2 separate regions of the Homo sapiens genome follow, and region 2 is linked to region 1. Evidence: chromatin loops called from intact Hi-C (ENCODE). Cell type or tissue: heart left ventricle. All regions are shown on one strand. Each heading gives the region's core, and the rest is flanking DNA. Links, peaks and the distances in the headings are about the cores only.

The links. A loop is a pair of places that touch in the nucleus more often than their neighbours do. Peaks named below come from ENCODE experiments on the same cell type or tissue, not always from the same donor. Only the 100,000 strongest peaks of a DNase experiment are listed, where the experiment ranks them.
Region 2: it touches region 1 in a loop (2.1-fold over the local background); 4 of 110 quality-filtered maps call a loop at or near these places.

Annotation. Positions count from the first base shown.
Region 1 is chr5:57,336,876-57,339,792 of GRCh38, reverse strand. No RefSeq gene overlaps it. Among named protein-coding and RNA genes, the nearest start is that of RMEL3, 57 kb to the left of the region's middle. In heart left ventricle, for the core only: CTCF peaks have their summits at 1,306 and 1,517 (motif pointing left); no DNase peak of the experiment used is centred there.
Region 2 is chr5:57,393,435-57,396,351 of GRCh38, reverse strand. RMEL3 (enriched in melanoma 3) reads right to left here and starts at 1,245. Exons shown (of 4, transcript NR_186596.1): 1 at 1,174-1,245. In heart left ventricle, for the core only: no CTCF peak of the experiment used is centred there; no DNase peak of the experiment used is centred there.

The sequences.
Region 1 (2,917 bases), core at 190-2,689:
GTTATGAGATCATGGCGAGACACTTATTATCTTCTGGGATTTTGTAGCTGTAAAATAAAGGAATGAATGCCTCCCAAGCCACCTCACTGGGTTTATGTGAGGGTCAAATGAGATTATAGAGCTGCTTTCCAAAGTACAAAGCATTATACAAATATAAGATATCATTATTATTACTGGAACCAGGTCTTCCTTGGTTGTTTTGGCTCCTGGAATCACAAAAGAAGACTGAAAAATTTGGCTTCAAGAATCAGGAGTCGCCTAATAGAGGGAGTAGATTATATCCCTTTTCAAGTTAAAGCCCACATTATAACATCCTTCACTTCCACTCCCTAATTCCATCACCATAGAAAATAAAGTCTAGGCTGGGTGTGGTGGCTCAAACCTGGAATCCCAGCTCTTTGGGAGGCCAAGGTAGGAGGCTTGCTTGAGCCCAGAAGCTGCCCGAGCAACCTGATGAGACCTCATCTCTACAAAAAATTTTAAAAATTAGCTGGCCATGTTGGTATGCACTTGCAGTCCCAGACAAAGTACGACTCTGAAAAAAAAAAAAAAAAAACTTTGGTCTAAATCCTAATCCTCCCCCTACATGTTCAACACCAATAGATGCGATGTCACAATGTGCTATGTACCAATTAGGATAGAGGTGAAAGATCCCAGCTCTATCTGATTTCTCTAATCAGAAGAGGAAGCTGTGCAAACATTCAAAGGCAAAGAAGAATACCTCTTTGCCACTTGGCCCTGTCGATAAATAGGAAAACTCAAGATGTCAGAGAAAAGGGCAAAAGCCAAGAATGGTTTTGAACCCTCTGGGGATCAGGCCTCTGCCCCTGGAGCTGAATGTCATGTGCAGTTAGCCTCAAGCCCAGCTAACCAGCTCTCTCCAGCCTCCCAAACAGTTTCTGTTGCATTAAAAAAATCTGTTGTAAACTGGTGCTTGAGAGGCTCACCTATTAATCTTTTCTGAAAATGTCACTTTTACAGGTTTTGCTTTGTAAGAATAAATCAATATTTACTCAGCATTTATTGTGTGTAAGGTTCTTTGAAATATGTAATCTTGTTTATTCATCAAAACCTATAAGAAAGCTACTATTCACCCTGGTTTACAGTTAAGAAGCCTGAGATTCTGAGAGTCCTGCCGGAAATGCTTCATCATTGTTCTGCCAAGGTTTGAATCCAGGTATCCAGCACTAGATCCAGTGCTTCTTCTCTTCATCTTGGTACTCCAGAAATTAAATTTGCCATGGAATATCCTCAAACATTGAGACATCATATGTGAAATATTTAGCTGCAATATACAAAGAGCCACAGTAAAAGCAAAATTCACACCGTGAATCAGATACTTGAGGTTAAGGCATAAGCTTAAAATGCAGATAACCAGAGGCAGTGTGGGCAACAGTTAAACTCCACCCTGTTCTGCCCATCAGTGCTGGAGGTGATTATGGCCCCTCCTAGGGTCACTGCACACGGTTGTGCAGGTTGCATGCCAATTCACAGTATATATGAATGGTGCCCCCTACAGGTACCAGTGCACATCCTCAACAACTGTCTGCAGCAGTCCAACTTCCCTTTAGGTATCACTTGCAATTGTGACTACGAAAGGTCAAAGTCTAATTCTGTTTGGAAAGATAAACTCACCAAACTCTATATTCAGTGAATTTGCACTGTTATTCAAGGTATGTTGGAGGGAGACAAAAAAAAACTGTGGAGTTTTGCTCTTGTTGCCCAGGCTAGAGTGCAATGGCACCATCTCAGCTCACTGCAACTTCTGCCTCCCAGGTTCAAGCAATTATCTTGCCTCGGCCTCCTGATTAGCTGGGACTACAGGCATGCGCTACCACGCCCAGCTAATCTTTTGTATTTTTAGTAGAGACAGGGTTTCATCATATTGGCCAGGCTGGTCCCAAACTCCTGACCTCAGGTGATCCACCTGCTTCAGCCTCCCAAAATGTAGGGATTACAGGCATGAGCCACCACTCCCTGCCAAAAATAATTTTTAAGACTAATTTTAGCCTACAAATTATCTGTGATTTTGTTATTTTAGGTAAGTTGGAGAGGCTAACTAATAAGAGATATAGAAACAACCATCACTAAATGACGTATTCAAATGAACACTGAAGCCCAACACATCGCTTTACAAACAAATCACACTCCTTGTCCCAGACCTAGCGCTCCAAATTCCCAAAAATCAAATAAGTGTTTTTTGTTGTTGTTGTTTGTTTTGCTTTGTTTTGGGACAGAGTCTCACTCTGTCGCCCAGGCTGGAGTGCAGTAGTGTGATCTTGGCTCACTGCAACCTCCGTCTCTTGGGTTCAAGCGATTCTCCTGCCTCAGCCTCCTGAGTAGCTGGGATTACAGGCACGTGCCATCACACCTGGCCAATTTTTGTATTTTTAGTAGAGACGGGGTTTTGCCATGTTGGCCAGGCTTGTCTCAAACTCCTGACCTCAGGTGATCCGCCCACCTCGGCCTCCCAAAGTGCTGGGATTACAGGCATGAGCCACCACGCCCAGTCCAAAAATCAATGTTCTAAACTCATCCAAATCTCTGACACCCAGAGGAAGTCAGGGAATTAGGTCATCATTGTCAGGGCTTTGCATTTACCTCCCGAAATTCAGGGCTAAAGGAACTGAACCAGGGTAATTCCAATCTCTCAAACCCTACAGCAGCTAACATCTTCCATGAAAACGGGAGTATCTGGTACCCAGACATCAGGGTTCCACTGAGAAGCAGATGGCACACTTGAAATAGCATACTCTCAGGAGGATATACTTGCAAAGCTGTAGGCGTAGAGGAGCCACAGAGATAGTGCTGTAACCTGCAGTTTAATAGTTAGTAGAACTGTGACTGACTAGGCCTAAAAAGAGAGGGGAAGTTACCAAAGAAGAGACTATGCAGACACCACACCTTGAGAAGACCT
Region 2 (2,917 bases), core at 264-2,763, 56 kb before region 1:
AATAAAAGTCATTACTTGAAATTCTCTAACACTATGGGTTGGGGAGGGGCGCACCCAGAGACTACAGCTGTGATACTATTTTATATATATGTTTTCATCCAAGGTTTCTGGCTCGTAACTCCCATAGCGCTTGTGACAGTGTTTTGTTGTAATGTTGGAGCACTTTAGATCCCAGAAGCAGGCCTGAGAAAATACAATCTCTCTCTGACCGTCTCCTGCCCTCCTTTCACCTGCTCCCTTTTTTTCCCAAGGCAGGCCTTAGGAACTAAAAATATACTCTAATTGTTCCCTACCTTTCTGTCTTGCACTGGCCAAAAAGAAATTCCCTGACCTACCTTGTCTGATTGCAGGTCATAAGACCCCATTTCAGAAGAGGTCCTGCCCCATTCCCAGGAGGAAGGAATGCTGCACAGAGAGGCCAAAAAGAATCTGAACAGACAGGCCTTGCTGGGTTTAGAGCATACTCTTCTTATCCAATCACATTTTGACACAGTTGTCTCTGCTTCAATTATGGACAATCAATGCAGCCTCCAAAAGAGGCCCAAAGGACAGGGTTCGAGGGCTTCCGGGGCGCTGAACACATGGAGGCTGGCAGGAAGGCGAAGAACTCACCCACCTGCTAGAGCAGGGGCACGTATCCCAACTCCACAAGGACAGCAGCTCCTGCACTCAGGACCATTCCAGACCTCACCCTATGCATGTTTTCATGTGGCTATTTATTTGCATCCTTTCAGATATCCGTCATAATAAACTGGTAAGCATAAGTGTTTCCCTGACTTCTGTAAGTCACTCCAGCAAATTAATTAAACTCAAAGAGGAGGTCATGGAAACCCCAACTTGAAGCCAGTCAGTCAGAAGTTCAGAAGGCCTGGACTTACGACTGGTAAGAAGGAAAGAGTGGTCTTGTGGGACTGAGCCCTCAACCTGTGGGATCTGATGGTATCTCCCAGTAGACAGTGTCAGATTTGAATTGGAGGACGCCCAGCTGGTGCCTGCTGCAGAAGCGATTGCTTGCTTGGTGTATAAGGGAACCCCCACCACCACATTTGGTCACAGAAGTCTTCTGTGTTAATTGTTGGGGTGTGAGAGAAAAGGAAAAACAGAGTTTACTCACACTCAACAGCAATACTTAAAATCTTTCCATTTATTTTCTTACCCACTTCTCTCACCTACCGGATCGGCTGTTCTCAAAATAACCTGAGAAACATCTCCAAACCTCTGGTTAGTTTCTTCTCCCCAGTTGCTTCCTTCATTTGTCCCCAGAAAGGCTGAGAACAAGTCTGGGAGAGTAAGATCCTCCTGACGGGGGCAAATGAGGGAAGAGACTGACCCTTGAAAGCTAAATAAACTCTGCCAATTGTACCAATGCCAATGTCTGGGTTTTGATAATGTTCTATAGTCACGCAAAATGTTACCATTAGAGGAAACTGGGTGAAGGATACACAGGACTTCCCCATATATTTTTGGTAATTTTCTGTGAAACTATAATTATTTCAAAATAAAAATGTAAAACTGAGACATAATAATAATAAATGAAATTTAAAGATAAAAGTTTTTTAAAATCTTAACCTATCCCAGACCTTTTTTTTTTTTTTTCATCAACTCAGCCGTTTAAGGAAGATAAGTAACAAAAAGTGTATTCAATACTCCAGGGGTCTTTCAGAAGGTGTTGAAGTCATTCTCCTGGAAGATATGAAAACTGAATGTGTTCTCTTGTGTGTGGGGTATGACTGAGGTATTATGATCCTGGCTAGGCAGACAGGAGGACTAATTCATCCCTCAGGGTGTCCTTTCTCCATACAATGTTCCTCTCAAGGGAAACTAAACAAATCTTTACTGAGAACAGAAGGAACTTGGAGGGTTATTGCCAGTCTAAAGGGGCTTTCCTTTCCCCACCTCAATCCATCCATATACATGCTGAGTACTTAACAAATTGAGAAATAAGATTAAAAAATACACTGGGGCAATTAAAATGTAAACTTATCACTGCTAAGGCCGATATTGGAAGATGTTGCTTATATTGCAATCCTGGGGCCTCGTAATACTGATCCTCTGCAGGCCTCCCCACATAGACTGCATGCTCTCTGGGGTGAGTTCACACCCAAGAGAAAAAAAGAAGGGAAAAGGCTGATATACAAGTGTCCAGTTTATCCTTCCCAGGTCAACAAGCAGATTTAAGTCATTCTTCCTCCCCTGAGTGAGTGAGTGAGTGGCCAGGTGTGTTACAGTGGAATGCCAATCACATGACAGCAATCAGAGTGAAGGAAACTCCCCCATCACTACTGTATCCATTTCCTAGGGCTGCCATAACAAATTACCACAAACTGGGTGGCTTAAAGAACAGGAAGTTACTCTCTTACAGGTCTAGAAACTGGAAGTCCAAAATCAAGGTATCAGCAGAGCCATGCTCCCTCCGGAAATTCTAGGGTAGGATTCTTTCTTGCCTTTTCCTAGCTTCTGGAGACTCCTGGCAATCATTGGTGTTCCTTGGCTTGTAGCTGCATCACTCCAGTCTCTGCCTCCACTATCACACGGACTTCTTCCTTCTGTGTGTGTCTGTGTGATCACTTGGCCTTCTTATAAGGGCACCAGTCATTGGATTAGGGCGCACCTTAATCCAGTACAAATTCATCTTAACCAATTACATCTGCAAAGATCTTATTTCCAAATATGGCCACATACTGTGATTCTCAGTGGCCATGAATTCTAAGGAAACACTATTCAAGCAGTCACCGGCCACCAGAAAGAACAAGTAGGTTTATTATCCTTTAGAAACATGTTTTTTTCTAAAGGGTATAGCAAACAAAAGTCTACCGTCATAAATCTTTTCTCTCTTGAAGCATCTTTATATGGGAACTCTGATTTAAAAGAACATGACCAAGGTATTTACACTATCCATGAAGCAGTATTGTGTTCT